Regions from separate parts of the Homo sapiens genome. Here region 1 is linked to region 2. A link is a loop called in an ENCODE intact Hi-C map of the cell type or tissue named here. Cell type or tissue: Calu3. All regions are shown on one strand. Links, peaks and the distances in the headings refer to the core of each region. The heading gives the core; the rest is flanking DNA.

The links. Peaks named below come from ENCODE experiments on the same cell type or tissue, not always from the same donor. Only the 100,000 strongest peaks of a DNase experiment are listed, where the experiment ranks them.
Region 1: it touches region 2 in a loop (2.2-fold over the local background); 10 of 110 quality-filtered maps call a loop at or near these places.

Annotation. Positions count from the first base shown.
Region 1 is chr1:181,418,688-181,434,383 of GRCh38, reverse strand. It overlaps LOC107985232 (a long non-coding RNA gene), which reads right to left and starts at 14,643. Exons shown (of 3, transcript XR_001738319.2): 1 at 10,949-14,643; 2 at 3,053-3,167; 3 at 1,995-2,468. It also overlaps a transcript of CACNA1E not described here. RefSeq lists enhancers at 3,803-4,082, 9,522-9,611, 10,591-10,640. In Calu3, for the core only: CTCF peaks have their summits at 9,298 (motif pointing right) and 10,593 (motif pointing right); DNase peaks (open chromatin) are centred at 9,293 and 10,633.
Region 2 is chr1:181,301,705-181,317,400 of GRCh38, reverse strand. LOC107985454 (a long non-coding RNA gene) reads right to left here and starts at 8,188. Exons shown (of 3, transcript XR_001737809.1): 1 at 8,015-8,188; 2 at 7,557-7,653; 3 at 5,073-5,145. RefSeq lists an enhancer at 8,680-9,180. In Calu3, for the core only: no CTCF peak of the experiment used is centred there; a DNase peak (open chromatin) is centred at 6,670.

The DNA.
Region 1 (15,696 bases), core at 5,224-13,223, 110 kb before region 2:
TAAGTACTCAATAAATATTTGTTACTGATAAACTGATTAATTTATAATAGTAAAAAAAATTAAGCCACTTAAGTGTCCAAAAATAGGGAAATGGTAAAACTAACATTTATGGATCATTTACTATCTGCCAGGAACTATGATAAGCACTTTATATGTCTCTCTCATTTAATTTGCACAACAGACCTATGAGGTGAGCACTATTATAATCACCACTTTACAGATAAGGACATACCCAGAGCGGTTAAGCAATTTGCCAAAGCCAGTCTGAGCCAAGTAGGAAAGTCAAGCCCAAGGTTGCTCCACAAGCCCAGCTCATCTTAGATTCCAGGGATGGGGACCAGGAAGCCTCACCTAGACCAATGAGCGTGGAAATGCAAACATGCCGGTCTCCAGTGCTTGCTGAGCTGTTAATAAGGTAGTTCTTTATTTCACATTTGGCTATTGCTTTTTACATTGGTCAAGAGCTCTTCAACAAGGAGGAATGAGAAGCAGGGCAGATACTAAGTTTATCTAAGTCCCTAGCTTAATGGTGACATAATATTATCAAAATCTCTCCCTGAACCTCAGCCATTAGCAATTACAAATGATGTTTTCAAACGATACTTAATGATATTGTTATAACGCTCACAGTATAATGAAAAGTGAAAGAAATAGAATAGAAAACTATATATTCTGTAAAATCTCCAGAAAAAGAAATTTAAAACACATTTACATGTATACGTAATGCTTAGAAAAAGACCAAAGATAAGCACATCAAAACATTAGCAGTGGTTGGGTTGGAGTGAGTGGATTATGAGTGATTTTTATATTATTCTTTATAAGCTCCTATATTTCCCAATTGTTTCACAATGAGCACGTCTTTTGTAATGAAAGAAAAAAATGTATATTGTTACATTTTTAAGTGGTTGAAGATTTTAAAGGCAATGGAATGCAAAATTAAGAGAACATGAAATGGCCTAGACAGAGCAGGAATGGGAGGCTGCAAATGGGTTACCTCAGGGACCAGGCAGAGATAAGGCAAGCTGGGAGGGATCTCAGCCTGAGAAAAAGCGAGGGAAGTGATTCCAAATCAGGAAAGCACAGGACAGAGAGCAGACAGTGCAGAAAGAAATCATGGAGTGGGGGTGGCCCTCAGGGTTTTGATCCCTTCACCCCATGCCTGAAGAGAAGCCCCAGGTTGGGGGATGGAAAGAGAGGCCAAGACACTCAAAGCTGAGTCAAGAAAAAAAGGTGACAATCCTCAAGGGTCAGGACTGAAAGAAACCTTGGAGCTCTGGAGGGCAGCACCATTCAAAACAGTAGCCAGGAGAGGTGTGCAGCTGCTGAGCGCCTGACACTGTGCCAGTCCAAACTGAGATGTGCTGGAAGGGTAAATTATACACAGCATTCAAAGACTTAGTGCAAAAAAATGTAAAATACTTTCTCAATAATTTTGTTTTGTGTTGAAATGATAATATTTTTGGTGCATTGGATTAAATAAAATATATTGATTTTACTTGTTTCCTTTTGCTTTTTTAACATGGCTACTAAAAATCTTAAAATTATACAGGTGGCTCAAATATTATTTTTATTGGACAGCACTGATCGAGACCAATCCTTTCATTTTACAGATGATAAAACTGAGCTAGTGAGGTTAAGGGGCTGGAGTTGTTTAGTGAAAGCCACACAGCTAGTTAGTGAGAGAGGGGAGACCAAAACTCAGACTTCCCACCACCCTATCCAATCCTGTTGCCTCCTCACCCAACATACACATCAAATGTTTAATTCTGGAAGCATTTAAATGACATATTTGGTTTCTCTGTGGAAAATTGATGTTATTTTTATCTGATGTTCTGTACACTTGGAACAACCAAAGGATTTTTTTTCTCAATGTCCTTTGTTACTTTGAAAACTGTCTTTGTGAAAACATTTTTTTGTTATTTTATTTTATTTATTTATTTTTATTATACTTTAAGTTTTAGGGTACATGTGATTCAGTTGAAACGATACATGAATGAAAACATTAAAAAATTTTTTTATTAACAGACATGCCAGTGGACCTGGGTGCTTGATGTTACTTAACACAGGTATCATTTCCACTTTTTCCCTCTGCTCCAAGCCACAGGGAAACTCAGCCATTTCCAGGGCCCTTGGCTTCAGGAAGGTCTCTTGATAAAAATTAAACTAGATCCCACCATTTCATTTAGGGGCATATTCTTTGTTTGCATTGGTTTTGTGTTGAAATGATAATATTTTTGGTGCACTGAATTAAATCAGGCCAAGGAGGTATCATCAGAAGTTACTAGGTGGGCTGTAGGGAAAGTTCTTCCAAAGGGGGCTGACTCCAATATCAGGCTTCCTTTTGCCCTCAGGTCTGCCACTTGGTCGATCGGCGATGCAGGAAGCCACACTAAAGATGGCAGGGTGGGCAGACCCTGTTGACATCAGAGAAGTGCCCCACCAGGCCCAGGCTGCCTCCTCCTGACTTGCTGTAATGAGAAAAATAAAACTGCAATTTGTTCTTCAGGTCACTCTACTCCAAAAGTCAAATAAAATTTCTGATACAGGAGCCCTGTATCTCTTATCTGTCCATCACATAGAATGAAAGGGTTTTAGGAGAAGACTATTTTAAAATGCAGGAATTTGCCCAAATCTCTGATTTGACCCAGTCAAAATCCTTGTACTAAAGAATCCTGCAGAATGCCAGGCAAAGCAGGCTCCATGCAACTGCAGAGACCTTCCTGAAACCAAGGGCCCTGGAAATGGCTGAGTTTCCCTGTGGCTTGGAGCAGAGGGAAAAAGTGGAAATGATACCTGTGTTAAGTAACATCAAGCACCCAGGTCCACTGGCATGTCTGTTAATATCCTGGACCAGGTCATGAAGGAAGTAGAAGCTACCCTACTTTTCTTTAACTTTTAACTGTCTGCAACCCAGATCAAGCCACCCAGCCAATCTCTGGCATCCATCACCCTGGAATATACCAATGCCATCTCAAAAGAACTCCTATTTTGGGAACCACCCTTTGAAAATGTCAAGAGCTGTGGGTGTCTTCAAAATGGTGAAATTACTTACCTCTGAGTTTCATGGTCAGTATATGTTGCCATCAAAACCGAGTCAAAACAGCTGGATAACCAAGACAGCATACACACTGCCACATCAAAACTCACTCCGCAATTTCAGCTTCTTACTTAAAGAAAACAACAACAATCTTCTATTGAAATTTACTTTAAAGCAGAGCTCCAATTTACCTTTTGTTTTACTTGCACAATTTGAATTCTTTTTTTTTTATTTTTTAAACATTTTTCCTAAAAAAAATTGAGAGGTATAATTCTTTGGAATATCATTTTTCTATTTCATATATGTAAAAGAAATCAATAAAATAAGTTATAGGAAAATTTGTTCCTGGTGTTATGCATGTGTGTGTGTTTCTAGAAATCTAATGTTATTATTGCAAAGCACATATTGTCCTATAGATGGTGAAAGTGAGGTTCAGGAAGGCTAAGTAACTTATGTAATATCAGACAGCTAAGAATTACTGGGTTCAAATCCAGATAATGCCCCCTCTACATCCAACTATCCCAGGACTCAGCCTCAGAGTCATAAGTTATGATCCAGTTGAGGGAGGAGAAAAGGAAAAACTAGTTGGGCAGACAGCTAAAGCTTGTCTTTGGTAAAATTCTTTCAAAATGAAAGACAGCCTGAAAAATCAAGCTACAGGCACAAATAGAGCAGCCTGGGGAAAACTCAGGCTGCAGCTGCACAGACAAGCAAGTAAGGCCCAACATAGCAGCCTTTGTTCTTGGTGTAATCAGTGGGCTCCCACAGAAAGGTTTCCTCCTCTTTTCGGGCATGTACACAGTGGGCTCCATGGGAACTTGCACAGGGAGGTGGGGGACCTACCCAAAACATAACCACAGTAACCCGAACAAGAGAAGCTGTGCTTTGTGCTTGCCTAAGGACATGCCCGCAGCTGCACAGATAAGGGGAATTACACAAACAGCTACAGAGATGAGGGGAGTTTCTTATAAAAGCTTTTGAATTCAACTGTAAAAAGGCAACCCTCTTTCGGGTCCCCTCTGTGGCAGAGGACTTTCTTCTTTTGCTTATTAAACTTTCGTTCTAACCTCACCCTTTGTCCACACTCCTTAATTTTTTTGGTCATGAAACGAAGAACTCCGGGTGATGCCTTACAACGAGAGACTGCTACATTGTGGTGCATTGGTAAGACTGTCACAGAATGAGCTCTGTCCCCTTACTGTATGTGCACAGAGATCCAGAACCTTTCAGAGATGTTCCAGTTGCCTTCTAACTGATCCAGAAAGGCAGCTTAGTCCCAGAAAAGAGTATGTAGAGGTCATCAGATGATCTCAGACAGTCTGCTGTGTCCCAAAAGGGAGATAGGGGGATTTGCTCCTGAAAAAGGCTGTGTCTGGCTGGGCAGGCCCCATGAGCACAAGGTACCTGCCCGCCCAGTTGCCATGGGTCTCAATCAATGGTTCTTAAACTAATCAATCACCTGAAGAGCTTGTAAAATATATACATCTATATACATCTTCCTGTTAAAACTTCACCTAAGATGAACTGATCTGAATCTTTGAGGGTTGGGGTCTAGACACCCATATTTTTTAAAAGCAGACTGGGAATGGGAAAGGCAGGGTCATTGGGCAGCTTACTGTGTAAATGGCTGTTCTGTCTTCCCGGCCACAGCCTGGGGGAAGCAGGACAGAGCCTAATAACAAACATGAGTAATAATCATACTAAGCACCTCACACACAACCCTGAATGCTGGTGTCCTCAGCCCCAGAAAGGTTAAGAGATGTGCCCAGGCTCCTGAGCAATAGACCCAGGCAAACTAATTCAAATGACTTTTCAGCTTCCACCAACTCTGCTGCCTGAAACTTCTTGAGAGGCGCCTGAGACAGCAGAGCTACGCATAGATGCTGGTGGAGATGAGGGCTCAAAGTAGGAAAGACTCAGAGCCTCCACTGTGTGGAGAGAGATTGGGCAGAGAGGCAGGCACCGCAACAGAGGAGCACCCTTGGGGAGCAAGTCCTGGCTGGTGTTCTAGATGGTTCTGGCTGCCCAGTATGGAGCAAACCAAAATAAGGACCACCTCTAATCCACATTAAAAAGGGCCCAGAGAGGTGAAGAGGCCTGGCCAAGGTCACGCAGCTTCCTATAGGTAGTTTCCTTTACAGAAACAATTCTTTTTTGTTTTTTTTAAGATGGAATCTCACTCTGTTGCCCAGGTTGGAGTGCAGTGTTGTGATCTCGGTTGACTGTAACCTCTGCTTCCCAGGTTCAAGCGATTCTCTTGCCTCAGCCTCCCAAATAGCTGGGATTACAGGCGTGTGCCACCATGCCCAGCTAATTTTTATATTTTTAGTAGAGATGGGGTTTCACCATATTGGCCAGGCTGGTCTTGAACTCCTGACCTCAAATGATCCACCCACTTCAACCTCCCAAAGTGCTGGGATTACAGGCATGAGCCACCGCACCCGGCCTCCTTTACAGCAACATTTCTTGAGCAACCCTATGTGAGCCTGGCCATGCACCAATGCCAGATTTAATGATATCCTTTCCAGGAGTGTGCATGTTATGAAAGAGGGCCATGGGTTAGAGTAATATTGATACGCAATCAGTCTTCCTGGGGTCAGTCCTCCCCATCAAAGGAACTTTGGTTTGAAAGCAGGCACCTCCCTGAGACAACTACACCCAACACAGCTTGGTGAGTGTCACTGTCCTGCAGCAGAACCAGAATCACAAACCCACCACTGGGGCCCAAGAGCAGCACACACCAACCATCACCACCACCTGGACACTAAAACTCCCATTCCTGCCCCCACTCCCAGCCTGTTTCTCTCCCCTACCCCACAGCAGGCACAAAGGGATCCCTGAAGGAACTTCTGAATTCACAAGCCTCTTGCAAGCGCCCCTCCACCCCACCCAGAAAGGCACCAGGGCTCTCCACTCTGTGCCGGATGCCCCTAGCTGAGCCACAGTGTCCCCAGAGCCTTGCCCTAGCTCTGGATAAAACCGAAGCTGTCAGCATGCTAATTAGGACCTTGAGAGGGTGGGCTCATGGACTGACAATTAATAACTCCATCTCTCTGTTTCCTGCTGGCATATTATTAATTCATCGGGCCTCTCCAGTGGGGCCAGAGAGATAACACAGACTGTGAAAGTTCACATTTCAATTTGAGGCTGAGATGCTGAGGAGGGGTGTTGAGAGAAGTGCCAGTCCTCCGGAGAGTGAGGGCATAGCGTGGGAAAGACTTGTCCACAGTCCCACTTCTAGGACTTGACCCTACAGAAATGAAAGTGCACATCCTAAAGGCATGTAGGGGAGGCTTACTACAGCACAGCTGGTAACTGCAAAGCAACTGGGAACATCCATTGATAGGGTTGCTGGAATAAACTGTGGTTCAGTCATGCTGAGGAATACTCTGCAGCGTGAAAGAGATGTTATGGACATCTTTCCAGAAATGGCCAAAGAAAGATGCACACCATATCCTGTAATTTTTAAAAACTAAAAGAATAAGAGCAAAACAAAGACCTATATGTGTAATATAATTTCATGTTCATCACAGAAAGAGGGAAGGGGAGGAGGGAGGGAGGGAGGGGGAATTTTTCCCAGCTTAAGTATAAACACAGGGGAAAGAAGCAACCATAACAGATGGCAGCTGGGGGAGGGGCTGAGATGAGAGAGGAGTTGAGATGGGGAGAGGTTGAGGTGGGGGAGGGGTTGAGATGGAGGAGGAGTTGAGATGGGGGAGGAGTTGCAATGGTAGAGGAGTTGAGGTGGGGGAAGGGTTGAAGTTGGAGAGGAGTTGAGGTGGGGGAGGGGTTGAAGTTGGGGAGGGGTTGAGATGGAGGAGGAGTTGAGGTAGAGAGCAGTTGAGATGGGGAAGTCTTGAGATGGGGAAGGGTTGAGGTGGGAGGGGTTAGGATGAGGAAGAGGCTGAGATGAGGGAGAAGTTGAGGTGGAGGGGGTTGAGATGGAGAAGGAATGAGGTGAGGAGGGGTTAAGATGGGGGAGGAGTTGAGATGGCGGTGGAATTGAGATGGGAGGGGTTGGGACGGGCAGGGGTAGAGATAGGGAAGGAGTTGAGATGAGTGAGGTTGAGATGGGGCAGAGGTTGAGATGGGTGAGGGTTGAGATGGGTGTGGTGAGATGGGTAGAGTTCAGATGAGGTAGGCTTGAGATGGGGAGAGGGTGAAATAGGGAGGCGTTGAGATGAGTGTGGTTGAGATGTTGAAGGGTCAAGTTGGGGAGACACTGAGATGGAGAGGGGTTGAGTTGTGAAGGGGTTGAGATAGGAAGGGATTGAGTAAGGAAGGGGTTGAGTTGTGAAGGGGTTGAGATGGGAAGGGGTAGAGATGTGAAGAAGCTGAGGTGGGAAGGGGCTGAGATGGGAAAGGGTTGAGATGGGAAGGGGTTGAGTTGTGAAGGGGTTGAGATGGGCAGCGGTTGAGCTGTGAAGGGTTGAGATGGGAAGGGGTTGAGTTGTGAAGGGGTTGAGATGTGAAGGGGTTGAGTTGTGAAGGGGTTGACATGTGAAGGGGTTTAGATGGGAAGGAGTTGAGATGGGAAGGGGTTGAAATAGGAAGGGGTTGAGTTGTGAAGGGGTTGAGATTGACAGGGGTTGAGACGGGAAGGGGCTGAGTTGTGAAGGGGTTGAGATGGGAAGGGGTTGAGATGGGAAGGGGTTGAGTTGTGAAGGGGTTGAATTGTAAAGGGGTAGAGATGGGAAGGGGTTGAGATGGGAAGGGGTTGAGTTGGGAAGGGGTTGAGATGGGAAGGGATTGAGTTGTGAAGGGGTTAAGTTGTGAAGTGGTTGAGATGGGAAGGGGTTCTGTTGTTAAGGGGTTGAGTTGTGAAGGGGTTGAGACAGGAAGGGGTTGAGTTTTGAAGGGAATGAGATGGGAAGGGGTTGAGTTGTGATGGGGCCATGATGGGAATGGGGTTGAGTTGTGAAGGGGTTGAGTTGTGAAGTGGCTGAGATGGGAAGCGGTTGAGATGGGAAGGGGTTGAGATGAGCTGGGTTGAGTTAGGGAAGGGTTCAGATGAGGAGGAGTTTAATTGATAAGGGTTGACATAGGAAGGGCTTGAGACGGATAGTGGCTGAAATGGGGAGGACTTGAGATGGAGAGAGGTTGGGTTGAGGAAGGGTTGAGATGGGGTAGGACTGGGTTGGGGAATTGTTGAGATGGAGTGACAGGAGGGGGATGCAGTTAGACCTGACCACCTGACCCCAGTGCACCCAAGCTGGGTGTGTCCAGCCAACACTGTCTCCACACCAGGAGCACTGTCCCCAGAACTGACCACTGGTCTGTCCTACTCCAAGAGCAGAAAGAGAATTTACTGAATTCCTCTGTTTTCTTTATAAATTTGGGAAGGGTTGCAGGTTCCTCATCACCTGATCAGCAGGCAGTAATGCTGCCTTTTTAGAACAGCAGTGAGGCTGAGTAGTGGGATGTGAGCACAGCTGCAGAGGGTCTGCAAGGAGGTCCCCAGGAGAGGCGGGGGCAGGGACAGAGGGGAAAGGGGGACAAGCCCTCTTCCTCACTCACACGCCAACCCTGCATGCCTTCATTCCCTCCCTGCTACAGGCTTCGAGAGAAAAAGAGGAAGAGAAAGATGGTTAAAGGAGCTAAAAGCAGAAGAGAAGAGAAGGAGGACAGTGTGGCTGGGGTATGAGCGGCTGAGGTGGGGTCCTCAGAAGGGTGCCCCACGCCCACCTCCTTCTCTGCGCCTCAGCCTTCTCACCTGCACCTTCAATGAGAAGTTATGTGCGATTAATTTTAAAGGTCTTTTCATCGGTGCCTGGAATTCTATAGGTGTCTAACTCTGCTTGGGGTCGGGGGGGGGAGCGGGGGTGTACAGCAATTTCATAAATATTTTTTTCAGCCAAAAAGGCCAAAGCGAATTCCTCCAATTATGTTCACCTCCTCCACAATGAGCACTTCCTTTTCTGCACGTGTCTTCACCCATCCCCTCACATCCAAGAGGAAAACGCCTTTGGCTCATTTGCAGCCATGGGTCCAGGCAAGCCCTTAAAGATGGCAAGGGGTTGCCAGTGGTCAGGGAGGGGGAAGGCCCTGGACTGCGGTGGGAGTCTCGGGGCGCTCATCGTGCCCTGCCAAGGCCCTTCTCCTCCTGGCTTCGCTTTCCTTTCTTGTGATGTGAGTGCTGACCACCAGGCTGCCCCAGCCCCTCCAGCTACACAGCGGAAAGCATCCCAGTGAGACTGCGGCTGCAATACACAGAAACAACCACTTGGGGGCACCATAAAAGAAGAAAAAATATCTCTTCTGAAAAAGAGGGAAAACAAATTGAGCAGCTGGCGCTAGAGGGCGCCGCTTTTCCCATTTTCTTCAAAAAGGTGGCTGGGGGCAGAATTTCCGAATCTTGACATGTTCAGAAGACTGAAGAGCCTCCTTCTACAGATATGGCCATGGGAGCAGAGTGGAGGCAGCCCAGCGCAAGGGCAGGGTGGGAGAGAGGGGACTGATTCACCTGAGCCTCCAAACAGGGAGGAGACTCTGATGGTACCACAAAAGGAAGCACAGAACGGGCCGATCCGGCTTGAGCACCAGGCTGCAGAGTCTTGGGGGAGAGTCCTCCCCCAAGGCCTGCCTTAGAAGGGAAGAACTGGGACAACAGATCTCCCCCAGCCCTTGCTCCCAGCACTGTGCTCTGGAAAAGATGGAAACCCTCTGCTTTCTCTCAGGGCATCCAATGGCTTCAGAAAGAGAAAGGGAGTGGCAGAGAGGTTATGCATTCGTTCTCTGCAAGAGATGAGAGTCGCCAGGCACTTAGCAGGGGGCCAGTCCCCCTCCTTCCCAGTACAGGACCCTCCTTGTCACAGGCGGTCTCCACTGCAAGCACAGAAAACCGCGCTGCTCGCGCACCACCTTGTTTATTCTCAAACCCAGTTCTCTAGGGAAGCATTTCTAGAACTGCGGAAGGTTGAAGGGAAAGGCGAGTCACCAGAGACCAGATCTAGAAACAGCCTCTTTTTTCTAATCCCGGGAGGACAGGTAAGGAAAATTCAAGGGTGTGTGCTGAAGTTCCCCAAAGGATCATCTTAAAGCAAATCTCTAGAAATCACCCAAATTGTGTCAGTTCCTAAGGGAAGCCCAATTCTCTGGATTCTCTGCACCTTCCTGCTCTGCTCAGAATTCCAAGAAAGCAGGGCATGTGCTCCGGTCTCTTCTTGGCTGGTGGTTTTCAAACTTGCTGTTGGTTAGTGATAACCCAGTGTGTTGAAGGCTCATGATTTCTGTGTTCCACTGGCATATGTTTTGGTTTCTGCAACCCTGTTATACTACAGCCCTAGGATCCTGAAATGCCTCGTCTCTGAGTGAGAAGGTTGGATTTTGCAGACCTGCAAACTCAGGTGCCTTCAGGACCAAGTCAGTCCTCTAATAGCCCTAAGGCAGTAGGGAATGGTGGGGAATACAGTGACCTGGAGACTTCCTGCCCCCTCTAAAAACATACACATTTAAATAAAATTAAAATATCCGATAATTCAACAAAGCACTCATATATAAGAACAAATTCTGCCATGCACCCTTTTGGCAATAGTGGTTCCACAGATTCCTGTATTCTAACAACCCGAGTGATGTCTGATGCTGGCAGCAGGTGGCAGCATGTGGACTGAGGTCTCCACTTAGTCTCACTAGATCTGCAGGAGGCTGGCCGCCTTTCAAAAGGCCAGCAAAAAAAAAAAAAAAATTGGCCCAATGGCCCTTAAATTCACCCATAAAGCTTCAAGGTTGAGACAGGTGTTGCCTTACAGAATATGTTGCTGATGCTGAATGCGGTGTGAATGCCAGTGAGACTGTTGTTTGAATGTGATCACCCCTACTAAGTCAGCATAGCTGCAGGGCACATGAGACAGAAGTGGGTGGGACTTGCAGGACTGGTTCCTCCTACCTTGTCACTCACCACAGTCCACTGACCTTCACATAAAGCACCAGCAGTCACCCAGGCTCTCAGGACCCCAGCTTCCTCACCTGTAAATGAAGCAGCTAGACCAGATGAATAATAATAATGATCATAATAATGGCTCATATGCACTGACTGTTGACCTTGTGCCAGGCACTGTGCATTCCCTCCTGTAGTCTCCCACATGCTGCTGTGGTCCGTTGATGTATACAGCTGATCCCAAGCCTAACTACAACCTCTGCACCTTGGGCTTCGGCAAACCTCTGATGCCTGTCAGTTTGAGATAATGACTTCTTGATCTGTACATATAAACATTGTTGTAGGGATGAGGCTGATGATGAAGGCACATGCGATAGATGTTTTTACGTAATTTGGATATGAACCTTTTTTATAGGGGTTGGCTAAGGTAGTAATGATGGGTAAGATTAAGGGGATTAGGGTTATTATGGTAGTGGAAAAATACATGTTTGCTACTTTTATTTGGAGTTGCATCAATGTTTTTGGTTCCTAAGACCAACGGATGACTCTAATCCTTTCAAAGTTGAGAAAGCCATGTTGCTAGGCATGGGGGCATGAGTTAGCAGTTCTTGTACACTTTCTCGGTAGACAAGAAGTTGCAGGCTTCTATTGTTAGATTCACAATCTAATGTTTTGGTTAAACTATAAGTGATAGCAAGTGACAGGCTCCTGAAGGTGAGGAACCAGACATCAAGGAGAAAAACAACCAAGCATCGGACTAAGTACTTTACATGCTGTTTTTCCTTCATAACAATTCAAAAAGGTTGCTGTACTCATCCACAATCTAGCAAAAGAGCAAAATGAGGCCCACAAAGGTTGGATATCTTACCCAAAGTCAAATAAGACATGGCTCTGTGGTGATCAAACAATAGCTTGAAGGAGGACAGTTCTCATACAACCTGTAAGTTAACCAACCTGTGTTTTACAGCTCATGAATCTCCACACCCCAGGGGCTGACCCTGGTCTAGACCTAGAGCCAGTGGTGTCCTGAGCTTCCTGGACTAGACCGTTTGGTATGGCTAGGGCTATCAGAGGCCAGGTGAACACATAGATCGTAACTATAACCATAGCCACTGTTACGGAACATTCATAAATATTCATTCACAAATAATTACTGAGGGCCCATATGTCAGCATTGCCCTCAGCACTGGGGATATGGAGTGAACGAGGCAGTCAAATCACTGATCTCACGGCACCAACATTCTTGTGGGGGTTGGTGGTCAACTGCATAGGTGATATGGCACAGTGACCAGGTGTCTATTTTAGACTGTGTGATGAAGGACAGCCTCTCTGAGGAAGTATCATTTGAGCTAAGGTCCAAATGGCAAGAATGAACCAACCCTGTTGAGATCTGGAGAAATATTCCAGGCAACGGCAGGAGCCAGGGTAGAGACATAAACAGGCATAGCCTAAATAAAAGGCGAGTGGGCAGGAGCACAGGGAACAAGGGAGAGAGTAGATGAGGCCAGGAGTTAAGCAAAGCTCAGGTCGGATAGGGCTTTATGAGCCAGCAAAAAGAGTTCATATTGTCCCTGCCTGTTGTGTCAATAGATCACATTCTCTTATTCTAGGGAAACAAAGATGCAAAGACACGTTAGCAGGCCATTGCAATGGTCCAAAGGATAGTGGCTTGGAAGAGATTGGTAGCAGTGGGGATGGAGAAGTGTTTGGACTTGGGATATGTTTGGGAGATGTTATTGACAGGGCTTACCACTGATCAGAAGTGAGGAAAAATGGAGAGAAATAAAAGATAATGAGAATATTTGGCTCGGACAACTGGAGAAATAGTGGTGCCATTTACTGAGATAAGGAAAAATGAGGGGCCAGACAGGATCAGAAGAGGATCAGGAGTTTTGTTCTAGCCACATTATGTTTTAGAAGCTGATTAGATAGACAACAGTGCAGAGATGCCAGACAAGCATTTGGCTTCAAGAGTCAAGGGTTCTTTGGAAATTTACATTTGAGAGTCATCTGCAGATATGTGGACCTGGTGAGGTCACCCAGGGAGGCTGTAGGCAGAGAAGAGGCCCAGAATAACCCTGGTGCTCATCAACATTTTGAGGACCCCCCACCAGACTATATGATCTAATAAATGTGGTCAAACTTTGCAACAGGCTTGCAAGGTAGGTATTATTTCTCTCCTCTACTCAAAAAATGCGGAGGTTACAAAGTGCCCAAGCCCACAATTTACAAGTAGCATTGCAAGAATTCAAGCATGAACTGAGTTCCCGTCATTTACCCAGTGCTGTGCCAGTTACTGTAGGGACACCAGTGAGTAGGATGGCTCAGTAGAACAAACATGGGCTTCGGAATTAGAGGACCTGGAGTGAATCCTCACTGGCTCTGTGATACTGGGCAGGTAACTTAACCTTATCAAGCCTCAGTTTCCCAATATGAAAAATCATGTTGTTGCTGTTGTTGTTGTTGTTTTTCATCTGCAAATGTCTACTGAGTGCCTATTATGTGCCCAACACAGTACTAAGTAAAGGAGACACAATGGGGAGCAGACAGACTTCTCTGCTTACAATCTAGTGGGGGACACAGACATGTAAACAGGCAATTACAATGTAGTGTGCTAAGTACTATGATTATGGAAATACCCCCTCCCTCTTTATAGAGTAAGTCATACCAACCTACGCAGACTTTAAAGTTACACATAATTTCCTTTCTTCCAGACCCATATGCAATAATAGTGCCATACAAAATGTTTCTGTTCTTCATCATGGTACCTATTATTTCCATTAGAATAAATAATACATGCAAATCACCTACCATATAGCCAGTGCTCAATAAATGGTGGCAGTCATTATCAAGACATAGGTTTTTGACCTAGTACCACCTCTAACTTCGGAGCTCATTTTTCTCTCCTGTAAATTATAAATAATAACAGCTAATTCATGAGGTCATTGTGAGGCTCAGATGAGATCATATGTATGAAAAATGTTTTAAGCTGGAGAGAACTATATTAAAGTATTAGTAAAACATTGTGACATGCCCACTTGCTAAAGTTATAAAACTTAGTACACAATAAACACTTGGTGCTAACCAAGAGGTCCTCATCACCTGAAAAGTGGGCCTGAGGAAACCTTTAAATAGGTTCTTAGGAAAACAACATTCTGTACAAGAAAATCTGCTTCATCTGAAATCACCTAAAGTACTCCTTCTCCCATCAGCATTTGGCTTACCCAGCCAAAGACAAAAAAAAAATGCAGGAGACCTCCCAGGTTGGTTTCTAGTCTGTTTCACTATCACCAGGGTCCTGACTCAGTGTCTAGGAGACAGGATTTGTAAAGCTGGTGGTATGTGTCCCAGGCTTTCACCTGTATAAGCAGTGGACAGGGCCTTGGGAGGAGCAAGATGCTGTCAGGGCTGCCCACAGAGAACCCTGCCTGATTTCCCACTACAGTAAATCCAAGCCCTGGGAAAGGACCAGGCTGCCCCTGTCCTAGAGCCAAAGGGATCCTGTCTAAAGAACATAAGTCAGGAGAAGCTGAAAGGCAGGAGACAGAAGGGAGGAAAAATTTCCATCTCTACAAAGTGCATGCAGATCCTGGGCAGCCCTGAAGTGGGGCAGAGAACAGACTCCCCACTTCCACTGCTGACTATTCAACTGGAGGACTCTGCAGTCAGCAACCTGTACAACCACACAGTGGACACAGGGAACTCAGCTGCCTCCTTCCCTGGAACTTAGCTGATTAGAATGGATATCAATTCCCCTCAATATGTTTACTTCATCATTCTTTCAGCAAACACTTATTGTGAGTCAACTGCACACTAGGCACTGTTTTGGACCCTGAAGGTAAGACAAAGGCCCTGCTTTCAAGAAGCTTGCACTCCAGTGCAAAATATCTGTGCTTGTATGTATGTGTGTGTGTTTGTGTGTCCGTTGGGGAAACAATAAGGGCTATGATGAAAAATAAAGCAAAATAAAGAGGGAAAGAGAGTGACAATGGGGGAATGCTATTTAAATAGGGTGATCAGGAAGTTCTCTCTGAGCAGAAACCTAAATGAAATGAGAGAGGAGCCATCCTGATAAATGGGAAAAGCATTCTAGGCAAAGGGACCAGCAAAAGGCAGAGGCCTGATGTGGGAGGTCTGAGTACATTCAAGGCATAACAAGGGACCAGTGTAGCCAGTGCAGAATGAGTTAAGGGGAAAGATGAAGAAATCAAACCAAAGACATTCATGCATCTTTAGGAGGCTGGCTGGGCAGGGGGAAGAGGGAGAAGATGGAAATCATGCACTGAGCTAAGGACTGATATGAAATATTTCTTAAGACTCTTGGACAGAAACTACTTGTTCTACCTTTCTAAATCCTTTGTGAATCAAAAAAGAAAAAGTAAGGATCTTTAGCTGCAGTTGGGGAAACAGAGTCTAGCAGGGAGGGGCAGAGGCAGGGAGGCTCATTAAGAGGTGGTTGACATTATGATCTTGGGCAAGTGACTTAAACTCTCTATCCCCCAAGTGCAAAAATGGGGACAATAATGGTAATAATGGTACCAGCTTCAATCAATTATTACATGGATAAATTAATTAATATTTATAAAGTACCTAGAATAGTGCTGGGCATCTAGTATCATATACGTGTGTGGAATAAAAATAATAAAAGGTGCTTGGACCAGGGAGACAGCAGCAGAGGTGGTGAATGGTGATCTGATACATTTTGAGGGGGGAGACACTGGGGATTGGCAAGAATTGAGTGTCAATGTGAGAATCAAAATGACTTCAACATTTCTGGCCCCAG
Region 2 (15,696 bases), core at 1,967-9,966:
GGCAGGGAGAGGAAAAACATGATTACATCTAAAAAGAAACAAGAGAACTGGGGGCTTCAAGGATCAAGTTAAGGGGGAAGGAGAGGTGTAGGGGACCAGCCCCTGAGCCAGACTCTTCCCAAGGGAAGCCCCAGCCCGATGCAGAGCCTGTTCGCTGCCTGTGGACTGATCCAGAGGCTCTCTGAAGGTCTCCAGGAGCTAGCTGGGGGCTCTAAGGGAGACCCTGTTTCCTGTGGGCAGTTAAGGAGCACAAAAAAATCAACAGCCCCAAAACTGAGTCAAACTGGCGTTTCCAAGGCTTCCTAGACCTGAATCCCTCTAGGGTATCCTCTCCCCCATTTCTCTGGCTCTCTGCATATCTTTCCCTCAAAAATAATAGAAATGTCTCCCAGAACCCTGCAGGTAATGACTTTCCGTCCCACCCACCCATCTTTACAAGGCCCAGCAGGGTCCCTAGGGAGGCTTTGGCAGGTGGCTTATGAACAACTGCCTCCTGTCCTCCAGGAGCTCAGAGTCAGAGAAGAGAGGGGCTCCAGAAAAAGAGAGAAGAGGAGGCAGTGGGATTGGAAGGGACAAGAAGAGAAGGGAGTCACAGGGAAGGAGGAGGGAGAGAAAGAGAAGCGTTCTCTCCCTCTCCACTCATTGCTTTGGCTTAGCCTTGGCCCAGGTGGGTCAAGTCCTCAGAAGGCCTCGCTTGAGGGTGGCCAGGGCTGAATGACGACAGCTGGCCCTCCTACTTGGCCATGAGTTTCCATGGCTGAGGGCAGAGCCTGGCACACAGTGGAAACGTGCACTGAAGGGAACTAAATAGCCACCATGCCAACAGCTCCTCTCACCTTTCCTCAGCTGTGGCAGGAAAAGGGTGGCTATGTACCCTCCTTGGCTAGTTCCCAATTTACCCCCAGAAGGTCTGCTTGAGAGGCTCATGCTGTGAGGAGCCAGGACATTGGCCCCAGGGCCAGGTAAGTCCTGAAAATTCTCACCAAGCCTGAAAAGAATTGAGTCAATGAATCAGACTTTCAAAAGCTGGGCTTTAGCCTGACATTAAAAAGAAAAAAAACTGTTCTGGCAGGGCATTAGGAAAAAAATCAGGGCTACACCTCAGTTTTTCAGAGGCTGATAGATTTTTAGAACAGTCTTGGAGGTCTGGTTTCCCATATCAAAAGGTTGTTTGGTTGGTTGGTTTTTCTGTTCAAGCATAAGAGTGCAGTGGGGGCCTCTCCTGAGCCCTTGAGAAGAGCCTGGCCGTAGGATTCAAACCCCCAGGTCAGAAGCACAACATGGTGAAGGAGAGGAGGAGATTTTCCCCACTTTAAGAAATTACCTCAGAATCTGCTGGAGCTCGGGGGAAGGAGAATAACTCCATGAACCCCAAAATATACTCTTCATGCCCCCACCACTACCCCAACATACACACACACACACACACACACACACACACACACACACACACAGCATAGTTACCAGCCACCCAGGCCTTCTCCCCTCAGCCCGTAGCAGGAGCATTCACTCTACTATGTGTGGGTTTTTTTTGTTTTTAATGAAAAAGTTTAAAGAGCTAGGATACCAGACGGCTGATGGTTTTCCTGGCTTGGAATCTTCTAAAGAGCAGAGTGTCCATACCCGCTCCTCTCCACCGTCAAAACAAACAGCAATTGTACCCACAAACAAGACTATCTCTGACAATGCATTCACACAATTGGGAGCATGGGATGCTCACCAACAAGATGATCCCACAACCCATTCCCTTTACCTATCCATGCAGGGGGCTCAATGCCAGATGCCCAAGTATGATCCCCCGGACATACCTGCCATTTTATTTCTTCCTTCCCTGGCCACAAGTAACAACTACTTAGAACGATATGGTGTCCTTTCAGACATAACAAAAAGATTGGTTTTTGTTCTTGTCCCATTTGAATGAGTTGTGGCTGCTGCTCTAGACAGAGGAGGTAGGGGAACCAGGCTGGGATGCAGGAATTCTTCTCAGCAGCACACAGGGCCTGTCTCCCTCCATCCCTCCACCCGCGCTGGTGCACCTCCCCCCACCCCCAGACCTCTATACATCTAGCAAGGGAAAGAGCCCAGTGCCCAAGATGCCCTCCCTGTCCTCTCGGTTTTCAGCCAGACCTGCAAGAAAGCACCCTGGCTCAGACCTATGCCCCACATGACGCCCCCTAACGGGACTTCATACTGGGACCAGGGCTTCAAAGAAAAGACCCTGGTTTAATAATTCAGCTTGCGCGAATGCTATTTAGTAGCCATGGCAACCAGTTCCCTGACATCTAGTTGTAGGCAAGATGTGGTTGGAAAGGGAAAGAGAAAGTGAGAAAGAGGAAAAGGTAGAGGGGAAAGGAAAAGAAAGAAACCCAGCTGAGTTGTCATCTAAACTTTCCCTGCTTTCACTCCACACCATAATCCTGACAGTGAGACGCCAGTGAATCTCAGCCAGCCGTGCTTTTACCTAGCTTTCTTCCCTCCATCTCTGACTTTGCTCTCGCCCTACGTGTCTCCCTCTGTCTCCTCTTTCTGCAACCCACTGGAAGCTGGAGATCTAGTTTCCTCACTCAGCATTCCAACTAAACACCTTTGGGACTCTGGCAAATTATTTAGCCTTTCTTTGCCTCCATTTTCTTATCTTTAAAATGAGGGGCTTGTGGATGTCTGCTCTGGTTCCCTCTGGCCCTAACAATGCATGATTCTGTGGTCCTCTCTCTGTCTCGCCATCTCCCGACCATCCAGCTTTTCCTCTCTGCCCATCTGTCTCTGTCTCTCCCTCCCTCTGCGTGTTTGTTTGCTTCCTGTACTTCTCCATCTCTCTCTCTCTCCCCCCGAACCCCTCAGTTTTTATCTCTCATGAATACCATTTGCCATGAGGTTTCACCTGTGAAGCAGTTATGTTTCTAACAAATACTTCATTCCCCCTTGCTGGAAAGCATCCCATTACCTCCCTTTACCCAGATAATTCCCCTTCACCCTTTAGATTACTGATCAGACATCAGCTCTTCTAATAAACCTCCCTGCTCCCCAAAACAGGGCTAGTGCCCCTCTTAGAAGCTCCCATAGTGTCCTGGGTTAACCCCTATTGGATCTTATCTCACTGTATAGTACTATAACTGCCTTTTTATTTGTTGGCACTTTGACTAGCGTGTGAGCTCACTAAGGGCAAAAAGAGTGCCTTCTTCATTGCCGTATCTCCAGAATCTACCATTTGGAATGAACTTAAAAAGTAGATATATGAAAATGTAAATAAACTAAAGCCACAGGTTTCTGAATCATTGCTTGTTAAACACTCAAGACATGCCCTGGAAGGAGCACAGGGTAGGAAGCCTGGGCAGGAGCACCCCCCCCCCGTACTATAGCAGAGAGAGGGAAGGAGACCTCCTCCTCCCTGGACTGTTTTGAGGAGGTGGGGGGCCAAGAGCAAGGGTATCTTTCAGACATTCTGGGTGGACAACCCAGCTCCTGAAGGAAATGAGGATGGGCAACAGCAGGAATGGGGAAAGTGATCAATGCCAAGTGGGTGGTTCTCTTCAGCCCATCTCTGGGGTTGCCCTGGTGCCATTTGGGCAAACCTAAAAGGTAACTTTACACATCCAGTGCTAGGAATTCCTTTCATGGTGTCAGAGCTACAAGCAACTGCCTAACATCCAATGTCTCCCAGCCTTTTAGCCTGGCCCTTTCTTCCTGGGAGCAGACGGAGGCTGGGATAGTGCTACCAGAGGCACATGGGCCATGTGGGCAGTGTTTCAAGCCGCTGCTGGGAGATGCCAATGTGGATTTCAGTCATCCAGGAAGCAGCTTGCTTTAAAAACAGAAAATAAAATATTCTTTTGGTAATCATCTTTTTATGGACAAATAAGACCTCTATACTTTAAAAACCCTCAGCTATAAATGTGAATGAAAGGCAAGAATTTAAAAGACAGGGTTTCTTCCCAATGCCTCCTAATGAATTCTCTTTCATTCATACATCACACAAAGCGGGAGGGACAGAGCTGGTAAACACACGTACACATAAGCCCTTATACTTGTGTGCACAGAGCTACCATTAAGTTGAGACAACCTCTAACACAGGGCCAGGTTTTGCATGGTGTGTGCCCCCCCGCCCCATTCATCACTCAGAAACGTAGGAATGCCTATCTGAAGTCCCAGTCTTCATATAGCCACCCCCCCCACACACAAATAATTCTTAATCCAGACGGAGCTGCCTTACACTCAAAGATCTGCCAAGTGACACACAGTCTTCTTGATATTGTGCACATACTGAGTGACATATTTCATTAGCAGATGTTCATGAGTTGTCCCTACCACCCCCTCCCCAAGTGCAACATTCACATATCCCTCATGCAATACGCAGCTAGCCCCAAGCTTAAGAAAAAAGGATGAGGTTTAAAGCAGGAAGCTAGAAAAGAGAAAAAATACAAAAAGACCAGCACATACCCTGAAAAAAGACACTGCTTTGTAAAAATGATACCCCCAAACCTGGATTTACATCCGCATTAGATTGTTTGAGAAGTTCGATATGGATCCACACTGAGTTTCCCCATTCCACAGGAATATAACTCCCAGCCGGTAAAAAATTCAATCCTGTACCCTTTTGTGCAATAGAAACCTGACATGGGAAAAAAATAAGTTAAAAGCCTTCCTACATGCCCAAACCCTGCCACCACATTACCCTCCACTAAACCGAAGTTGCACGTCCTCTCCCACGTTCTAACCATCTTTGAGTGCAGCACCCAAACATTGGGACAAATCTGCACTCTTTCACCACCTCTGAGAACAGAACCGGAAAGCATGGCAGCAAATGCCCATACTAATTCCATGTGATATACACACAACGCAAACTGTCAAGTATCACACAAACACACCCCTCATACACAATAACTGAAACATAGGCATATGCACACATACGCATACATACATACTGCCCTCTTGAGGCATGCGTGTGTGTGTGTGTGTGTGTGTGTGTGTGTGTGTGTGTGTGTTGTGTGTGTATTTTGCTCGGAGACTGGTGATGCTTTGGATTATGAGGTTTCCATGGTTACCTTCTGCAGCGAGAACTGGGGTAATTGAACTCTTGGGGTTCACCATTCAACAGATGCTGCTTGCTCACTCCTGCATGCTCTCTCGCTCACTTGCTTGCTCTGTCTGCAATTCATCACCATCATTTTTAGTTACAGTTTCAAGTCGAGTATATTGTAATAGAGTCGTACCCTTCCTAGGGCTCTGGCTGTACCTTGGAAAGAGATAAAATTCTGAAATGGAAAACTCTGACTTCAACAGATGGGTTACCCTGGAAAAGTCTCAGGCTAATTAAGGTCTAGGAGCAGCCAAGATCATATACACCCATCCCCTCTCCTCTATGCAAGAAAGACAACCACCCTATAATGGGAAAGAAAAACCATATTTACTAATTCATAAGAATCTCCGAGAGAATAAAATCTAAGGGCCCAGACCAGCATAAGCCCACAGGAATGGGGACAGGGCTCCAACACTGGTATCTCCTCTCCACTCCATGTCCCTTCCCAGGGGACCTTTAAATGGTTATTGCCTTAGTCAGTTCAGGCTGCTATAACAAAGTACCATGGACTGGGTGGCTTATAAACAACAGAAATTTATTTCTTACAGCCATGGAGGCTGGAAGTCTAAGAACAGCATGCTAGCAAAGTCAGGCAACCAAGCTTGTCAGCACCTTGATCTCAGACATCTAGCCTCCAGAAGTGTGAGAAAATAAATTTCAATTGTCTAAGCCACCCAATCTGTGGCACTTTGTTATGGTGTCCTGAGACAAAACTGCAGAAGGTACACCAAAGCGAGACCCTGAGGAACGGCTCCCAAGCAGTGCTCCAGGCTAAGGCTCTGGAGTCAGATGCCAGGCTCACTGCCAGAGCAGCCACTAAGCAAACAACACGTGGGTTTGGGCAAGTGATTTAACCTTTCTAGGCCTCGGTTTTCTTGTCTGTATAATGTGGATAATAGCAATACCTTTCTCATAGGGTGATTGCAAGGATTAAAGGAGATGATGCCTGTCAAGAACATAGTACATAGAAAATATTCAATAAACATTATAATAAAAACAAGCCAAGCAATTTTTTAAATGGAGATTTTTTTAAATGGGCTGGAATTGAGTCAGGTGCCTTGGTTGGTCTTGCCTGAAGACAACGAAATAGGGAAGATAACTTCCCATGCACCCTCCTAACACTGCAATTACACAGAAGTCTGAGTACCACCTCCCTACCTTTCAGGGAAGGTTGCAAATTTTAATCCTGAAAATCCACACATATTGACTATTTTAGAAAAAGTAACCATAGTTTTCCAAAACCATCACAGTCTGTGAACTGTTTTGCCACAGGTGCCTTCATGCCTCTCTAACAGCCCACCTGAGGCTTTTCTAGTTTTCATTTTCCCATCCCTGTTTACACATCATTCCTGAGAGATCTCTGACAGGTCTCCACTCTGAGGACAACTGATCTGAATCATTATTTATTCTGTCCCTGTGGGATGTTTAGAGTAAAAGGAGGGGGAAGTGGGAGAGTTCATCTTTGGCACCAGACTAGAACAAGCAGGAATGCATTTCCATTGATCAGGAAGGGATGGTCCTGGACTACAGCAGGCAGTGCTCCCAGCAGCCTCTGCCCGAGCCCCATGGATGCTCTGGTGATGACTCACCAAATGTCCCTTCACTTTCCATTACCTAGGACCACAGGCAGCCTTGTCGGTTGCCCTCCTTGGGCCTTTGATCTGGTTGCTGCTGGGTCTGTTCTGCAATATTTCTATTGTTCTGCCCTCAGGAACCATGGCTGGACACCCAGGCCTATGGTTCTTGGGACTCTGGTCATACCCAGAATTTCATGAGGCTGTATTTGCTTGAGGGAAAGGCCAAGACCAAGGAAATAACATTTAGTTCCACATCTCCAGGGAACGCAGACAATGGTGGTCTGTCTATTCAGAGAGCCTAATGGTACACAACTTGCCAAGGCCCAGAATTCTCAAGCAAAGACCACATGAGTCATCAGAGAAAGAAAGTGGCTCATGCCTGTAATCCCAGTACTTTGGGAGGCCAAGGAAGGCGAATCACAAAGTCAGGAGTTCAAGACCAGCCTGGCCAACATGGTGACACCCCTTCTCTACTAAAAATACAAAAAATTAGCTGGGCGTAGTGGTGGGCACCTGTAATCCCAGCTACTCAGAAGGCTGAGGCAGGAAAATCACTTGAATCCGGGAGGCAGATATCGCAGTGAGCCAAGATCGCACCACTGCACTCCAGCCCAGGCAACAGAGTGACACACCATCTTAAAAAAAAAAAAAAAAAAGGAAAGAAAAGATATTCTCATCCCAAGCCCATGCTGTATCCTAGAGGCAGGTCTAACAGCAGGTACAACTGATTAGACAATGTACTGCTTCCTCAGCATGTGCCAACCCTGTCCTCCCAGGTGGATACCCTAAAAATGTTGTCACACATAGAAAGGTGGCCATTTAGAATCTCTCTCTTTCCAAGTCCAGGGAGATAAGGGACAGAAGAGACAGGGAGAAAACAGAAAACAATAAAGGCACAGAACCTTTGCACAAAGGAAGTCCTCTTCAGTTGTCAAGGTTAAAGACAAGTGCCTCCTTCCTCCTTCACCACACTGAGATATCAATGTCATTGGCATATTTCTGAAGAGCATATTTGGGAAGGAAAAAAGGAAAAGCACATATATTTAGACAGGTGAACCTACCTCCTTCTACACCAGAAGCTGGTAGGTTTTGAGGCACCCATTAGCTTTCTCTTCTCAGAAAACATACTAATAGTCCAACCATCATAAGAGGAAGGTTTGGGCATCTCTCCCATCAAAACCTTGCGTAGTCCCTGACAAGCTCTGCAGGTGTCATTAAGCACTCATATTGGCTTCATTGTTACTTTGCTGGCTTTATTGGGTCCACCATCCTTCCCCATGCATCTGTTATGTTACCCATTTAACAAAAGGTGAGAAAAGAAACCACAGTCTTATTAGCCCCCAGATTGCCCTCATTTTACCTCCTCAGGTGCTGAATCCTACCATTTCCCAGGACTTTTCGTATACAAGCTTGAGTCAGTTTCTACAAAGTGAGCAAACTTCTAGCCTGGCCAAATGGATTTAATTCTGCAAATAAAAATTTCATAAGCATATTTAATCCAAATATTTCAGACCTGAGCTTCCTTCTCTCCTCATCTTTGAGACACACAGGCCTTCATACTAGAATGGATGGCAGGATCTTCACACCCTCTCTGCATATCTGATGCCCCAGGTCTCTCTGAAGATCTGATGACCAAGCCAACATAAAATATATATAACATAAAACTCACCCTTTTAATCATTTTAAAGTATACAATTCGTGGCATTAAGTACATTCACATCGTTCAACCATCACCACCCTCCACCTACAGAACTTCCATCTTCCCCAACAGAAACTCTGTACCTATTAAACCATTACTCCATTCCCCCTGTCCCCAGCCCCTGGCAACCACAATTCCACTTTCTGTCTCTATGGATTTGACTACTCTACGTACCTCATGTTAAGTGGATTCATACAGTATTTTTCATCCCACACATATCCCTTGTGTCTGATTTATTTCACTCACCATAATGTTTTCAAGGTTCATTCATGTTGTAGCATGTGTAAGAATTTCCCTCCTTTTTAAGACTGAATACTAATCCATTGGATGTACATACCACATTTTGCTCATCCAATCATCTTTCAATGAACATTTGGATTGTTTCCACCTTTTGGCCATTGTGAATAATGCTGTAGTGAACATTGAGGTCCTAGTGTCTATATAAGTCCCTGCTTTCCATTCTTTTGGGGATATACCCAGAAGTGGAATTGCTGGGTCATATGGTAATTCCACATTTAACTTTTTGAGGAACTGCCAAACTGTTACCACATTCTCTTTTAAAAGGACCTCATCATGTAGATAAACCTTTCCCAGGGACGATGAATAACAAAAACCTGTCACCAAGAATTCCAAATAGCAGCTGGCCCTGGGGATTGCTTGTCTTAATGTCTTCAGTCCTCCAGCCCTCCCTGTGTCCACACTCTTTGCTGTGTAAAACTGGCAGCTCCTCCCACAAGAAGGCAGGGAACCGTCCCTGGCCTTTGAAGCTGGGCTCAGCCATGTAACTTGCTTTGGCCCAAGGGATGCAGCAGACACGAGAAAGCAGGGGCTTGAGGTGTGCTTGCACATTAGGGCTGTCTCACCTGCCCCTGTGACTCCACCATGGAAGGAACATGCCCAGCTTGGCCCACCAGTCCCAGGAGGAGCAGGAGGGATGCATGAAGAAGAGCTATGCCACCACTGTAGCCTGAAGGAAAGCTGCCCCAGCTCACCTGCTGGTCCCTGAGAATAAATGATCGTTGTTTTAAGCCTCTGAGTTTTGGGGTGGTTTGAGCTGATGGCACAGTAACAGGCCCACTTACTGTTTGTCCTAAATATAGGTGAGAATGAGATTTCTGGAGAATGAGATTGTTTGATAAATGGTAGCAAATTCTCGTTGGCTTCAGGATTTTTTTCTAACTGGAATCTGCCCTCACCTGAATTAAAAGCCGGGCATCCCCTTTGTCTCACAGCTGTCTAGGATTGCCTCGGCGGTCCTCTTGGGCTGTTTTTGGGCTGACGTTGTAATCAAGCTTTGTGAGTACGAAACCCAGCCTGTGAAAGTGCCTTAGCTCTGCATAAAATGGGGCGTACCAAACGGAACCAGAAATCAAGTAGCTCATCATAAAACTGTGATTAGCTGGCCCACTTGCAGTTCCTAAGACAAGCCCTACAACACAGTCATGGCCCGGCAGAGCCATCATCAGCGAAGATCTGATCTCGGCTGAGCAGCTTCTAAAACACAGTTCTGTCTGTCCCCTCCAAATTAACCAGTCTCAGGGGATAGTTCACATAAGCCAAAGTTTCCAGAGACTGAGAAACTAGAATGCCGGTTTATTAATTTACTCAGGGAGTTATTCTTTCCGAGGCCTGAAGTAATGTACTCAAATTCTCCAGCCAGCTTACCTCCTTCCTATCAGTGTATCTGCAAGACCACATGAGTCCTCGGAAGGCTGCTTGGTAAGCACAGAGGCATAACCAGGGAAGGAGGACAGAGTCGGTACAGTCTCTCTGGGCCATGGAAAATCCTAATAAGTGCTCCCACCCAAAAACAGAGCTTACAATTGAACCTTTCCATAATGTAGACATATTTCAAAACATCATGTTGTGCATCACAAATACAATTTGTTAGTTTTTTTAAAAAGACTTTTTTGTAAATAGAGCTCAATTCTAGGGACCAAATATTGTAAGAACTGGCCCTCTAACCAAATCAGTACTGTCTTGATAGAAGTAAAAAATAATAATAATATAATAAATGAGGCACAAAGCATTATACAAACATACCACATTATCATTTTATTATTATTTCTATTATTATATGTTTATAATAGTAAATGTGAGCAGTGCCATGGAGGTGGAAGCATACCAAACTGTGAAGACTCAGATTCTAATCACAATTTTGCTATCAAATTACTGCATGACCTTAGGAAACTGACTACGGCACTCTGGGCCTTGGTTTTCTCATGTGTAAGGTGAGTGAGTTGAACCAGGTGGGCATCAAAGACAAGACATTATGACTTGATGAGTCCGTGGGCAGCATGGACGATAAGTGCTAGGACTTCAGTGGAGGGAGAAATCAGTGAGGACTATTCACAAGATGGATCAGGAGAAAAGGCCTATGGAACATAACAAGGCTGATAGCACTCCCAGCAAGACAATGTAAATAGTATATCCTGTTAGGTCAGGAAACAAACTGATGGACACAGAATGTCTAAAAACCATCTGTGACTAGAATAACAATAATGTAACACTCGTTGCTGATCTAGAGACACCCTGCTTAGAAAATTCCTTGGTCTCACAGAACCTTCCGGGAGAAAAAGTCAGGCTGACATTTTGTGTACAGGATGAGACTAAAGTGCCACTCTTATTCAGTGCTGTGTTCTTACTTCATTGATGTTAAATTTTAATTTCAATTAAAATGCCAGGATCATGCCCCAGGATTTAACTTGGTTAAATCCTGTTGAAATAGCCATATTTGCTTTCTTGATAATCCTCATCTTGGCTTTAAGCCCCTCTACTTAAATTGAAATCTTCAGACACACAGGTCCATCATTTACTTGTTTCTTTTAAAGATTTACTCCTAATATTCTGCACTGCAAACTTGGAGCCCTCGACTCTTAAAATTGCTCTGTGACCACCTACAGTGAAATTTACAGACATAAATTCACAGACATTATTTTCTACTGCAAACCCAGAGCTCTGAGCTGTCAAAATGTGTTCCTGGTTTCAAGTTCAAACCAATTTTACTCTAATAACATGTCCTATGTTAGGCACTGATAGGTAGATAAATTGTTCAAGAAATGGGATCCAGCCCTGAAAATTATTACAGACTGATAGAGAAGACAGGACATGTACATATGAAATTATTAGAGGACAAAACAGGGGATAACATAGTCCACAAATACTCAGTTCTTGGAGAGATTTTTTAAGTGAGATTATTGACAATCTCAAAAGGCTTTATGAAAGAAATGGTATATTTGAAAGAGACTACAACTTAGTGTGAAAGTTACACGAGAGGCAGAAAATATGGCAGGATCCAGTGATTGCATTTCCCAGGATTCAGGGAACAGACCTCCATTTTTGATCCCTTTTCCCTGTGCTTTTGTAGACACAATATTCCCCCGCTGGAGGTAAGGTGGTCCTCTTGCTGTCAGACTGAAGGGCAATCTCATATATGGGAGATTTAAGAAGATGTTGCCATCTCAACTCTACACCTGCTCTGCAGACTGGGATGCTTGCTGAGCACAGTCCTGTGGGCTCATAGATGGGAGATGTGACACCTGACACTGCCCTGATTCCATCTAGCTCCAAGTGGCTAGCAGTGGCCATAGTGAGGCTCAGAACCTAAGAGGCAGAAAATTCTCCTATGGAGAAGTACTCATCATTAAAACGTGAGCTTCACCATCAGCCTCAACCCAGAAAAGGCAGGCTTTGCTATAGGGGAGTAGAGAAATCACTGTTGAAGGATTATTAGGATCAAAACTAATCCCATCTGGGCCTGCTCCAGAGACTGGACTTCCTCCTGAACTTGACACTTTCAACATTTTTTAAAGTACAGGTTGAGGATCCTTAATGCAAAAATGCAAAATCTAAAATACTCCAAAATCTGAAACTTTCTGAACACTGACATGACACCACAAGTGGAAAATTCCACACCTGACACCTTTGCTTTCCAGCAGTTCAACGTACAGGAATTTTGTTTCATGGACAAAATTATTAAAGTATATTGTATAGAATTACCTTCAGGCTAGGTGTATATGAAACATAAATAAATTTCATATTTAGACTTAGGTCCCATCCCCAAGATATCTCATTATGTATATGCAAATATTCCAAAATCTGAAAATATCCAAAATCCGAAACACTTCTGGTCCCGTGGATTTCAGATAAGGGATACTCAACCTGTACTAAGAGAAGTTCCGCTTCTGGTATAAAAGAGTGAACTCTTGCCAAGTCAAACAGCATCTATAAACTCTTAGAAAATAAATACAACAAAAAGTTACCTGAGAACTCTAAGGACTGAAACAAAGGCAGGCATATTTTGGAGGTGAGTGAAATTCGAAGCAAGTGGCCAGGCTGGAGTGAGTTCCTTGCTTATTGTGGCTTTACCCTGAGGGAGACCACATTTGCAGCAACACTGGTGCGGAACGGCTTAAATTCTGGTAAAAAGTCCATCATCTTTCTAACCAGAGGAACCAGGACAACCAAAGCTTCTGGAAAATAAGAGTAAACCCCAGAAAGAAGAGAACAAGAACAAGAGAATCTCAAATTGTATGTATAGACCTAGCCCAAGTCTCTGACTGACTTCTGAATCACACATACATGGAACAAACTGAAAGCAGCTGACTGACTGCTGTGACTTCAAGAACTGACCAGAGATCTGAGCCACTACCTAACACAGGCACAAGAGTTGGCATTCTGAGTCTAAATCAAGTTAATTGTCTGCTAAAACAAAATGTCAACACTCCTTGGAGAAATATAACAGAATGCAGAGTCTTTACAACATAATATTCACAGTGTCCAGGCTACGATCCAAAATTATTCAACAAATAAGACTCAGGAAGATGTGAGCCATTCTCAAGGGAAAAAAATAATCAACATGATGCCAACCCTGAGATGACCCAGATGTTAGGATTCTCAGGTGAGGAATTTAAAGCAATTTTATACAGTATAACTATGCTCAGTGAGGTAAAGGAACATATGCTTGTAATGAATTAAGAGGTAGGGAATATCTGCAATGAAATAGACATGATTGTTTACGTAGAAAGTTTTATAGGAAACTATAAAACAGTTGTTAGAACTTATTAACAAATTTAGCAAGGTTGTAAGATACAAGGTCTATATACAAAAAGTAATTCCACTTTTATACTTAGTAGCAAACAACTAGAAAATAATTATTTAATATTAAATGTGGATTTATTAGTAAGACTCTGACTAAATTATTACAAGGGAGAACACATAAGAATATGAAAAGTAGTGTGTTAAAGCTATGTGACAATTTCCATGTGATACAACAATTAAAAAATAGAAGGATGTTGGAAAGAATATGTGAAGAATAAAATAAGCTCACTGATTGCCTTATAGGAATTTATTGGGAGTAAATGACTATTACTTCAAAATAGATTCAGTGAAAGAAAAGGGAGAGAAAAGAGGGGGTTATAGACAAACAAAAGAAACCAACAGACAAAAACCCAAATCCAGCATCTTACCAAATGGAAACAACCAAAGGTGTTTCTACAAAAGTCGGGAACAAGACAAGACAAGCACTATCTCTTCCTCTATTTAACATTGTGTTTAAATTAATCCAGTTGGATAAGAGAAAGAATCTAGAGGAATAAGAATTGAAATGACAGAGGTAAAGTCTATTTACATATAATATAATCTCAAAAATTGCAAAGAATCAATAGAAAAACTACCAAAATTATAAGAAAACTTAGTAAGGTAGCAAGAATTAAAATTATTATATGCAAAGAAACCCAATTCAAAGTCTAATGAAAGAGAAAACCTCATTTTACTATAGCAAAAATAAAATACCTAGGCCAAAACTTATATGAGGAAAACTACAAAACAACCTGGAAGAAACAAAAGTAGACTTGAATAAATGAAATGAGATATCATGTTTTTCAATCGGAAGACTTACCATCCTAAAAATTCCATTTTTTATGTCTTCTAAGTGTAATGCAATCTCAATAACAAATATCATCAAATAATTTTTTATCTTGAGTTAGACAAGTATAATATAAAGTTCATTTGTGGCCGGGAGCTGTGGCTCACACCTGTAATCCCAGAACTTTGGAAGGCTGAGGTGGGTGGATCACTTGAGCTCAGGAGTTTGAGATCAGCCTGGGCAACATGAAGAAACCCCGTCTCTATTAAAAATAAAAAAAAAAAAAATTGTCCTGGCATGGTGGCAGGCGCCTGTAATCCCAGCTATTCAGGAGGCTGAGGCAAGAGAATTGCTTGAACCCAGGAGGCGGAGGTTGCAGTAAGCTGAGATCGCACCATTGCACACCAGCCTGGGCAACATGAGCAAAACTCTCAAAAAAAAAAAAATGTAAGAACAAGCAAGAATCACCAGGAAAAATCTAAAAATTAAGAACAATGGTTTGAGGTGAGTGAGAGGGGAAGAGTAGTCCTGTTAGAATTCAACCCTACCATAAGTCTCCATAATTAAAATTCACTGGTATTGTCACATGAACAGAAAATAAAATCTGGAAAATGACCCCACTGTGTATGAACATTTAATATATGCTAAAGACAGCATCTCAAAGTACCAGAGGAAATGTAGACTTTCTACTAAGTCGTATAACTGTATAACCACATGGAAAAAGATAAGATCGGATCCATTACTATGCCAGAGGTTGCAATTTTTTGAATTTTTGCATGAGTGAAAAAGCAGACCTTGGCAATGACCTTGAGCAGTAGGATATAAATAACTCCCCCATGCTTAGCGTTCCAGTAATGGAACACTAGGCGTAAATGGGTTAACCTGTATTCCAGAATGAATTCCAAACAGATCTGAGATTTAAATATTAAAAAATGAAACCAACAAATATTTGGAGAAAACATGGGTGAGTTCCTCTATAATCTTGCAGTAGGAAAAACCTTCCTATGACTCAAACCCAGAAGCAATTTTAAAAATTGATAAATTTTATTACATACATTTTTTTAACTTTTGCATGGCAAAAAAAAAGAAAAAAGACAAATGGCAAAATAGGAAAAACTGTTCACAATTTATTCATAAACAAAAGGTTACTGTTCTTAATATATGAAGACCTTCTAAAAATAAAGAGGCCAAAACATTTTTAATTTAATATACAATATATAATAAAATGTAATGTATAATAAAGATATGAACTGATAGTTCATAGGAAAAAATGCAAATAGCTCCTAATATGAAAAGATGTTCATCCTCAGTCATAATAAGAGAAAAGCAAGTTAAAACTACACTGAGATATCATCTCTCACCAATTAAATTAGTAAAAACCTAATTTCAAAATCACATTCTGCTGGCAAATCTTGTGGGAAGGCAAAATGATATAACCTCCTGGGGATAAGAATTTAACAATATCTAGCAAACTTCT